Linked DNA regions of Homo sapiens: all the other regions are linked to region 1. The links are chromatin contacts, found by Hi-C or POLR2A ChIA-PET in ENCODE. All regions are on one chromosome and are shown on one strand. The core of a region is the stretch at or near the end of the contact, and the rest is flanking DNA. Distances in the headings are between cores, read along the strand shown. Region 1 holds the start of PLXDC1 (plexin domain containing 1). Region 2 holds the start of PIP4K2B (phosphatidylinositol-5-phosphate 4-kinase type 2 beta). Region 3 holds the start of CWC25 (CWC25 spliceosome associated protein).

Region 1 (3,028 bases), core at 368-2,867:
TTCAGCCTGAGCTCTTCTTGTAAGACAGACCACGAGGTACCCCAGATGGAGGAATGTGCAAAGACGCCGGGGCTGGAGCTGGAATCCGTCCCGAGACTTCTCACCTTGACCTCGAGGAAGGCAGGAGGTCGGAGACAGGGGGTGGGCAGGCTGGGGAAAGAGGAAACCCGCAGGACAAGAGGGTTGTGGCTCGTCACGTGGCCACTTGAGGGCAGCAAGTAGCTGCAGCTGGAGGTAGCTGCCTATCTGATTCTGTTTGAGAGTCCGCCAAGTTGGGATTTAAATTAGACATCAAGAAGAATTTACAGACCGGCCTTGCCTTGTTCCACGGTAAGGGGACATTGGGTTTAGGGCTGGAGGAGGTAGTCTCTGGGACTCTGGGCCCGGCGGAAGGAGGAACCGGCGTTCTAAGAGATTAGAGAGCCTTTAGTTGTTTCCTTTCTTAGGTGTTTTTTTTTCTTTTCTTTTCTTTTTTTTTTTTTTAACCTCAGTGCCACGGAATCCGTCTCTTCCAGCCCACAGTGTACCTTCTCCTGTCCCCGCCCATATCCCTCCTCCTGGAAAATTTCTCCAATGGCGCTCAGCGTTCGCACCCTTCCTCTCCGCGGTTTTCTAGTCCCTAGGCCCCAGCCCACTAGAAGCCAGGATGCCCCCTCACCCCGTCTCCCACTCTCCAGCGCCCCAGCTCCTTGCCGTCACAAGAACGAAGTAGGTCAGGGGAGGGAAGAGGCATCTTCGTGTCCTGACCTGATTCCTTGCCGTCTATTAAATATCCTACATTGCGGGTATTTTTATTCTGTCCTGGAAGAAAAAATAAAAAGATTATCTATCCCCAGAGCCTGTCAGAAGGTGGTGACAGGTGGGGTGAGCCATTTCCTCGTCTGGGGCTGGCTCTGAAGATTGATTGGGTCTGGCCCTGAGTAGGCCTGGAGGCCCCAGAGAGGCAGGAGGCCTGGGTTACCTACTCGTGGGGAGGGGTCCAGACTGTTGCAGAGTAAGGGGTAGCCAGGCCCCCTCCACCCTCACGTCTGCTAGGCTTGGGGGGCAAATCGGTGCTGGAAATGGGGGGTGGAGGGATAAGGTGGAGTCATGGAAGGGGGGTGGGATTCAGGCCCCTCTTGGGGAGAAAAGCTGGGGGTCTTTGCTGCAGGGGGAGATTTCTGGGGGTGGGGGCTGGAGGACAAAGCATCAGAGACGCACAGAATTCCGAAGAACAGCTCAGGAAGTCGCAGAGCTTGGAGGAGCTGGGGGCGGGGAACAGTCAGGGGCCCGTGACCCAGGGATGGGGCGCCTGTCCCTTCCAGGGGTCCAGTCCTCGGGCCTTCTCTCTGCAGCTTTCCCGGCGGAACGGAGGAGGGAAAGGGAGCCAGGAGCTCAGTGAGGAGCGCGGGGCGGCTGATGCTTCTAGGGGTTCTCTCAGCCCGAGGGGCTCCCGCCCTGTCCCCTACTCTGCACCCCTTGCCTTGGGAGCGGCTGCAGAGCTCTAGGGGAGCGCTCCGTTAGGGCTGAGGGCAGGCGCCGGGAGAGCCCCCAACGACGCCGCGCCCCCCGCCCCGCCCCCTGCCCCAGCTCCCCCCCACCCCCACCGACCCAGCGGCCCCCCCAGCTCCCCGCCTGCTCCCGGAGGCCGCAGCCTCCAGCTCCGCTCGCGCTCTCGCCGCTCCTGCCGGCTCGCCCGGCCCCGCGCTCCGCCGTCTCCTCGCCGCCCGCCCCTCCGCCAGCCCCGGGGACCGCGCGGCCGCAGCCTGAGCCAGGGCCCCCTCCCTCGTCAGGACCGGGGCAGCAAGCAGGCCGGGGGCAGGTCCGGGCACCCACCATGCGAGGCGAGCTCTGGCTCCTGGTGCTGGTGCTCAGGGAGGCTGCCCGGGCGCTGAGCCCCCAGCCCGGAGCAGGTAGGACTGGCGGGAGCCGGCCCGGGTGGGCCGGGGGCGGGGAGGGACGGGCAGTCAGGTGTGGGCATGGGCAGGTGTGGACGGCCTGGCGATGTCCGCGAGGGGGGCATTGTCCGCAGGAGGCCAGGAGAGCTGTGGGCTGTGGGCAGGTGGATAGGGACCCCACTTTCCCAAACACATAGGGTGTGTGAGTGACGGTGGAGACACCGATGCCCGGACCTCTCCTTCTCTCCTGGAAGGATACTGGAGGGACCTTAGGAGAGGGGGCTCTATGTGGCCATGGGCTCTGAAAGGGGACAGCGGGAGAGTCATCAGGACCCCTGATCACCCCAGGCAAGGCTGAATTCTGATGAGATGGGAGCCTGGGGAGGCCCCTGCCCCAGCCATGCCTTCTTTTCCTCTTCTCTGCCACACCCCCGACCCCAAAGCTGATCCAGGCTAGGGATAGGTGGGAGCAGCCAGGGGGATGGTGGGGACACAGCGTCTCTGCCTGGGAAGGCAGCAGCCATTCGGTCACCTTCCCTTGCCTATTTGGTGTCAGTAGAGAGGCAGTGGGCCCAGGAAGAAGCAACTTGCTGCTTCTGCACCCCCAGCCTCAAGAGTCCCCCTCCTCACACCTGCTCCCATTTGCCCTGGCAGCCTTTGGCTTTCAGCTACTCTGGCTCTAGATGGGGCACTGGGGTAGGGGGTGGAGGGAGGCGTCCCATTCTGCACACTCCTCTTCCCCCCTACCAGTTCTCCAAACTCATCTCTCCCACCTGGAAGTCCTTTCTGAGATCTACCTGGAATCCCTCATGGTATAATTTTCATAGTCTCTGTTCTCCCCTAAGCACCTAGACTTTCTCTGGGGTTGGGGAGATGGGTAATTTGCAGCCTGGCCCCTCAGCAGAGATGATTAAGAAGATAGATACCTGTGCATCATTGGCATGGGTGCCCCTCAGGTGGGGTGAGGGAGGCGCTGTTGAGGTGAGTGCTGTGGTTGACCTGCTGTGTCTCAGGAGTGTGCTGGCACCAGGCACAGTGTCAGTGGCAATGTTCTTGACTTTAATGGTCCCAGCATGTAGCTGAGACAGACCTGGGTCCCTATTGAGAAGAAGAGTATGTTGGGGGTGGGAGGGGAAGGAGGCTGACAGTGG
Region 2 (3,028 bases), core at 312-2,811, 350 kb after region 1:
TCAGTCAGGTACTAAAAAAAAAACAAAAAACAGGCTGGGCGCGGTGGCTCACACCTGTAATCTCAGCACTTTGGGAGGCTGAGGTGGGCGGATCACGAGGTCAGGAGATCGAGACCATCCTGGCGAACACGGTGAAACCCCGTCTCTACTAAAAAAATACAAAAAATTAGCCGGGCGTGGTGGCGGGCGCCTGTAGTCCCAGCTACTCGGGAGGCTGAGGCAGGAGAATGGCGTGAACCCAGGAGGCGGAGCTTGCAGTGAGCCGAGATTGTGCCACCGCACTCCAGCCTGGGTGACAGAGCGAGATTCCGTCTCAAAAAACAACAGCAACAAAACAAAACCCTCGAGGGGCCACTCTCCTGTCTTTACTCCTTTTCCCTTCTCTATTCTTTCACCAGAAGCCCTCATTTGACCAGTGAACTCCTAGGCCCTCTTGACCCGCACATTAGCTGGGCGATTTCCTTGTTCTGCTAATTCCTAATTCTGCTTAAAATGTATTTGGATTTCTGTTTTTGAACACTTATGATGCCAGGCACTGTAATGCTTGAAACCCGATCTTTCCCTAGAGAATGTAACATACGTTTTTATTCATTTAATCACTTCATTATGCCGGGGTTAATTATGTTTATTTTATAATTGGTAATAAAGGCCACATTTATTTTTGTAACTGTTTAAAGAGCGACCACCTGTGGAGTACCGTGTTTACGAATTTCCATGCAGAAAGAACAACGTTGACCTGTAATTTGTGTCGAATATATGGAGATCCCTCATCTGAGAATTATGTAACAAAGCGTGGGGCAGTTTACTCAAAGATTTTACGAAATGAGCCAGAGTAAGACGATTAGTGGGATAGGTGTCTGAAGGTGCTGGCGGCCTCTGAGCTCTGACCCTTTGCGGGGAGAACAGGCAGCAGGTGGGTGGGCGCGGGGCCCATTCATAAAAACCAGTGTTCCTGGCCTGCTTCTCTCATTGGCCCTGGGGGCAAGGGGCGTGCCCCGCGGGTGGAGCGCGCCCGGGGCCCAGCAGAGTGGGCAGATCCACGCTTAGGTGGAGCGAGGGGGCGTTCCTTGGCTTTCTAGGCTGGACTTTCTCTTCCCCTTGCTGCGTCCCTCCTCTCCCCCGGGGTGGGCATGGTACGTCCCGCCCTCCTCGCATTCCCGTCCCTCCTTCCCTTCCGGAGCGGTGGCATCGCCGCCATCTTGGCATTCGGGTTGCGGGAAAGAGCCAAACCCTGGCGTTGGGGGGCCCGGGCGGGGAGCCCCTCCCGCGGTCCACAGCGACGCCTGCCCAGCCCTCCTCCCCTTCCGGCTCCGGCACGGGGCCCCGAGGCGTTCGGAGGCCAGGCGGGTTTCTGTCAGGCCCGGGGAGGAGGGGCGGGCGGGGCGGCCGCTGCCTCCCCGGGACGGGCCGTACCACGCGGACGGGGAGGACGGGGCCAGGGGACTGCAGGGCGGCTGCACCGCCCGGGGGCGGGGTGCGGAGCGGGCCGGCGGGCTCCCCGGGGCGGGGCGGGAGGGCGGGGCGTGGGGCGGACGGAACCACCGGGGCGGGGTGGGAGGTAACGGGACGGGCGCGACCATGGCGCGGTGAGGGAGCGGGGGTGGGGATCGGTCCGGGGGAGGCCTGAGGCCGCTGGCTTGTGCGCTGTCTCCGCCGCCCCCCTCTTTCGCCGCCGCCGCCGCCGCCCCGGGCATGTCGTCCAACTGCACCAGCACCACGGCGGTGGCGGTGGCGCCGCTCAGCGCCAGCAAGACCAAGACCAAGAAGAAGCATTTCGTGTGCCAGAAAGTGAAGCTATTCCGGGCCAGCGAGCCGATCCTCAGCGTCCTGATGTGGGGGGTGAACCACACGGTAACCAGCTCCTGCGCGCCCCTCTGAGCGCGGCCCCGCGCGCTCCCACGCCCCCTGCAGCCCTGGGCCCTTGCCCCGCAGGCCCTGCCGGTGACGCCTGCCACCCCTCGCCAAGCCACTTGCACGCCCACCCCACCCTTGCACGCCTTTCGGCCCCGTGTGCACTCCCCGCACGCCACGCGAGGCCTGGTGTCTCTGTGGTCTGCCGTCGCCACCTCCCCTTCCCTCCAGCCCTTCTGGCTTCCTGCGTGTGGCGTGCTCGCTTGGGGCAGCCCATGGAGCGCAAAGGCAAGGCCTCAGTGCAGTGGAGTCGCTTTCATCCCTGCTTCTCCTCCTCCCCCCTCATCCTGTTTGTGAGGGTGTATATTCCCCCTTGTTCCTTACAGCCGGCTGCCAGCTCTGTCAAGTAGCAGTGGTCTGCCCAAATAGTCCTCTCTTTCTGATCGTTTGGTTGTTGTGGCTGCTCAAATTCTTCCATCCTCCAGGCCTCCTTACCTTTGAATGTAGAACTCCACCCTGGGTTTCCTTTTTTTTCCCTCTTGAACAAGATGTATCAACTGGAGAAGCACAGGCTTCCTTGAACCAGACACTTCACCTGGGTCTCTCTGGGTTAGGGAGAAGAAAGAATGGCTATTAACCATTTGAGAGAAGAGGATGCCTGGTTATAAGGAGGGACTATTCATAGTAGAAATAATATGTCTTCCCATAGTTTTTGAAGGTGATCATTTTAAAGATGTTGACTTATCTGTTGTGTGGCTGCAATGTTGTGATGATGCATAGTGATTATGGTCCTAGATAGGAGAGATAGGTCCCCTGGGTCCTTAGGGTGCTTTGAGATTGTTCAACAGCCCCTGCCAGGAAGTTGGATCCTGACAGTTTAAGCTGGAAGACTGTTTATGTGGTGTTTGTTCAGGGTCTTTATTCTCCCTCTTCCAACCACTTGCTCTTTGCCTTCTGACCATTTCTTTATGAATCCCCACACTAGGAATGAGCAGAGGAAGTAAAAGGACCCGAAACACCAACTTCACTAACTAGAATTTTGGAATAAGGAGGATCAAGCTTGGGTTTCCTGTGGATTTCAGTTCTTTAGGTTCACTTGTGAGTGCTTGAAATTGCTCACAAGACCAAGCGATGACAAAGAGGGCCAGCAAGACTTTGCATTGCTTTGGCAGAGGAG
Region 3 (3,028 bases), core at 350-2,849, 330 kb after region 1:
TTTTAAAAAGCCATAAGAACTAATAAGTGAATTTAGCAAGCCTGTAAAATAGAAGGTTACTATACAAAAGCACGTTCTTATCTATTAGTAGCAAACAATTGGAAAATTAAAATTTTTAAATTTTATTTAAAATAGCATCACAGGCCGGGTGCCTGTAATCCTTGCATTTTGGGAGGCCAAGGTAGGCGGATCACCTGAGGTCAGGGGTTCCAGACCAGCCTGGCCAACACGGTGAAATCCCATCTTTACTACAAACACAAAAATCAGTAGGTCGTGGTGGCGTATGCCTGTAATCCCAGCTACTCGGGAGGCTGAGGCAGGAGAATCGCTTGAACCCAGGAGGCGGAGGTTGCAGTGAGCTGGTATTGCGCCACTGTACTCCAGCCTGGGCAACAGAGTGAGATTCCGTCTCGAAATAAATAAATAAATAAATAAATAAATAAATAAATAAATAAATAAATAAATAAATAAAATAGCATCACAAAAAATACAACATTTAGAATAAATTTAACAAAAGATGTGCAAAACTTCTATTCTGAAAATTACAAAACAGGTCGGGCGCAGTGGCTCACACCTGTAATCCCAGCACTTTAGGAGGCCGAGGTAGGAGGATTGCTTGAGTCCAGGAGTTTGAGACAAGCCTGGGTAAGATGGCAAAACCCTGTTGCTACAAAAATAAAAATAGCCAGGCGCGGTGGCTTATGTCTGTAATCCCAACACTTTGGGAGGCTGAGGCGGGGAGATCACTTGAGGTCGAAATTCGAGACAAGCCTGAGCAACATGGTGAAACCCTGTCTCTACAAAAAATACAAAAATTAGCCGGGCGGGTGGCGGGCGCCTGTAATCCCAGCGACTTGGGAGGCTGAGGCAGGAGAATTGCTGTCCGGGAGGCGGAGGTTGCAGTCAGCTTCGACCGCAGCCTGGGAGAGCAAAACTCCTTCTCAAAAAACAAAAACAAAGGGAGAAGAAGAAAAAGAAAAAGAAAAAAGAAAAACATGCCAAAAACACATAGTAACTGAAGGGAAAGGAATCTGCCAGCTTCCCACTATGGGAAAATCTGCCACTGTGGAAGCTGGCAGATTTTAAAAGTTTGGCAAACGGAAGCTGATGGAATTTCGATTTGATGGTTTCTATTTAGCTTCGTAAAATAGGCCTGGCATAAGGGGATTTGCTGTGAGTCAAGGTCTGAGGAAAGCGCCAGTTTGCAAAGCCGTTTTGGAAAACTGGAGCGTGGGGGTGTGTGCAGGGTGAGGGGAGGAGGCCTAGTCTGGTCCACCTTAGGTCTAGCAGAGACTACGTGGAGCTTTGAGCCGAATGCCCTGGTGAGCTGCCATGGCAACACAGCCGTGGGCACAGGCCCACGGCAACCCATCACTGAACAGAGTTGTGGCGTTTCAACAGAGAGTCTGGGACATCAGGCAACGTGGCGACCCGAAGCAGCCAAAATGAGACCTCGACAGCAAAGGCCTCGACAGCGGAGCCCGGACCTTTGCAAAATCTGCAAGTAACGCCAACGTCACAAAGCGCGACCGAGCCCTGTACGTCATCGTTCCGCGACGCCGACGCGGTGAGATGACGCCCTCCCGGAAGTGACCTCTAGAGCGGTGGTGAAACTGGCAGTTGACGGCTCCTGGGACTAGATCCCGCGAGGTAGCCCCCGAACTATTTCTCTACGTTTTCTCTTGATCCTCCCGAAATCTTCCAGATCCGCGTAGTGAGGAATCGTCTCCACCGTCATGGGGGGCGGAGACCTGGTGAGTGGAGGGAGGCCTGGGCGGGGGAGGACTGAGGCCGGGACGGAAATTGGCAGGGGGTGGGGGTAGAGGAAGGAGTGGATAACCATGGCAACGCAGCTTTGCTTTCGCCGGGAGGAGGCCGTTGCCCTGAAGAGGGGATGGATCCTTAGGGCAATGGAGGGGTGGGACTGAGATTTGGGAAAGTCCGAGGTGTGTCGCGAACAGTGACAGGTGGTGTTTGCGTGTTTGTTGACTGCGGCTCTACCGGCTGTAAATTCTGGGAAGACCGGGGAGGGGGCGGATGGAGCCATGGCTAGGAAAGGAGGTAGATATGGAGGACGTGTCACCACACTTTGTTTTGTATATCTTGTCTTGCCACACACCTCTCTTCCTTGGGTGAGAGTTCAGAGTCATGTCCTGGACTGAAGTAGGGGTGGTTTGTGCCCCATTCTCCCTACCCTAAGCCATGCCCTGGGGTCGTTTTTTATTTTTTATTTTTTTGAGACGGAGTTTCTTGTTGCCCAGGCTGGAGTGCCATGGCGCGATCTCGGCTGACCGCAACCTTTCCCTCCTGGGTTCAAGCGATTCTCCTGCCTCAGCCTCCCGAGTAGCTGGGATTACAGGCATGCGCCACCACACCCGGCTAATTTTGTATTTTTAGTAGAGACAGGGTTTCTCCATGTTGGTCAGGCTGGTCTCGATCTGCCGACCTCAAGTGATCCGCCCGCCTCGGCCTCCCAGAGTGCTAGGATTACAAGGGTTAGCCACAGCGCCCGGCCCTGGGGTCCTTTTTAAGCCTGAAGGGATCTTCCTGTCCATCTTTCTGACTTCCACACCTCCTTCAGTGCTGGATTCTGATCTGTAGTGGCAGAGCTTGCTTTTGAATTCATACCACTTAATATAAGTTATGTGGCAATGTCTCTTAAACTGAAACGTTCATTTGTAAAGCGCTAAGGCCCCAAATAGGGTAAATGTACCCACAAGAGCATGGGGCAAGGTTGGGAAAATGCTAGCCTCCGGAAAGTGGAGCTAATTGAACCAGCAAGTAGATCAGCTTAGCCGCCTGCCCAGTAAACCTATTAGTTTGTCATGTGTTCTCAATCACAGTGAGTGCCAGGACTCCATCTAGTTTCATCCAATTTAGTGTATTCTTCACATAACTGCATTTAAGGACAGGAAAGCTCTAATCCAGGGTTTCTCAACATTAGCGCTCTTGACAGTTTGGCCTAGATAATTCTTTGGGGGTGTGTGGTAGTGGTGGTAGTTGGGCTGTCCTGTGCATTGTAGAATGT

Evidence for each region. Hi-C counts contacts between places; a loop is a spot of excess contacts on that map. ChIA-PET counts read pairs that join two places held with the same protein, here RNA polymerase II (POLR2A). Pooled maps may share reads with other maps.
Region 2: a map of CD8-positive, alpha-beta T cell shows a loop between it and region 1 (9-fold over the local background). The contact joins the promoter of PIP4K2B here to the promoter of PLXDC1 in region 1. A Hi-C loop is called at or near these places in 9 of 168 maps with a recorded cell type or tissue (CD4-positive, alpha-beta memory T cell, CD8-positive, alpha-beta T cell, Calu3 and 4 more), 16 of 37 single-sample maps with no recorded cell type and 24 of 50 pooled maps. POLR2A ChIA-PET finds 5 or more read pairs at or near these places in 5 of 52 experiments (CD8-positive, alpha-beta memory T cell, T-cell, activated CD4-positive, alpha-beta T cell and 2 more).
Region 3: a loop to region 1 is called in a map of gastrocnemius medialis, with 13 times the contacts of the local background. The contact joins the promoter of CWC25 here to the promoter of PLXDC1 in region 1. A Hi-C loop is called at or near these places in 6 of 168 maps with a recorded cell type or tissue (CD4-positive, alpha-beta memory T cell, CD8-positive, alpha-beta T cell, Calu3 and 3 more), 7 of 37 single-sample maps with no recorded cell type and 17 of 50 pooled maps. POLR2A ChIA-PET finds 5 or more read pairs at or near these places in 9 of 52 experiments (A549, CD4-positive, alpha-beta T cell, GM10248 and 5 more).

Annotation. Positions count from the first base shown.
Region 1 is chr17:39,150,226-39,153,253 of GRCh38, reverse strand. It overlaps PLXDC1 (plexin domain containing 1), which reads left to right and starts at 1,617. Exons shown (of 14, transcript NM_020405.5): 1 at 1,617-1,892. The coding sequence starts at 1,817. RefSeq lists an enhancer at 1-113.
Region 2 is chr17:38,798,089-38,801,116 of GRCh38, reverse strand. PIP4K2B (phosphatidylinositol-5-phosphate 4-kinase type 2 beta) reads left to right here and starts at 1,561. Exons shown (of 10, transcript NM_003559.5): 1 at 1,561-1,851. The coding sequence starts at 1,693. CWC25 (CWC25 spliceosome associated protein) reads left to right here. Exons shown (of 10, transcript NM_017748.5): 10 at 1-676. RefSeq lists an enhancer at 1,566-2,384.
Region 3 is chr17:38,823,892-38,826,919 of GRCh38, reverse strand. It overlaps CWC25 (CWC25 spliceosome associated protein), which reads left to right and starts at 1,599. Exons shown (of 10, transcript NM_017748.5): 1 at 1,599-1,754. The coding sequence starts at 1,737. It overlaps MIR4727 (microRNA 4727), which reads right to left and starts at 1,082; the gene lies at 1,028-1,082. RefSeq lists an enhancer at 2,260-2,891.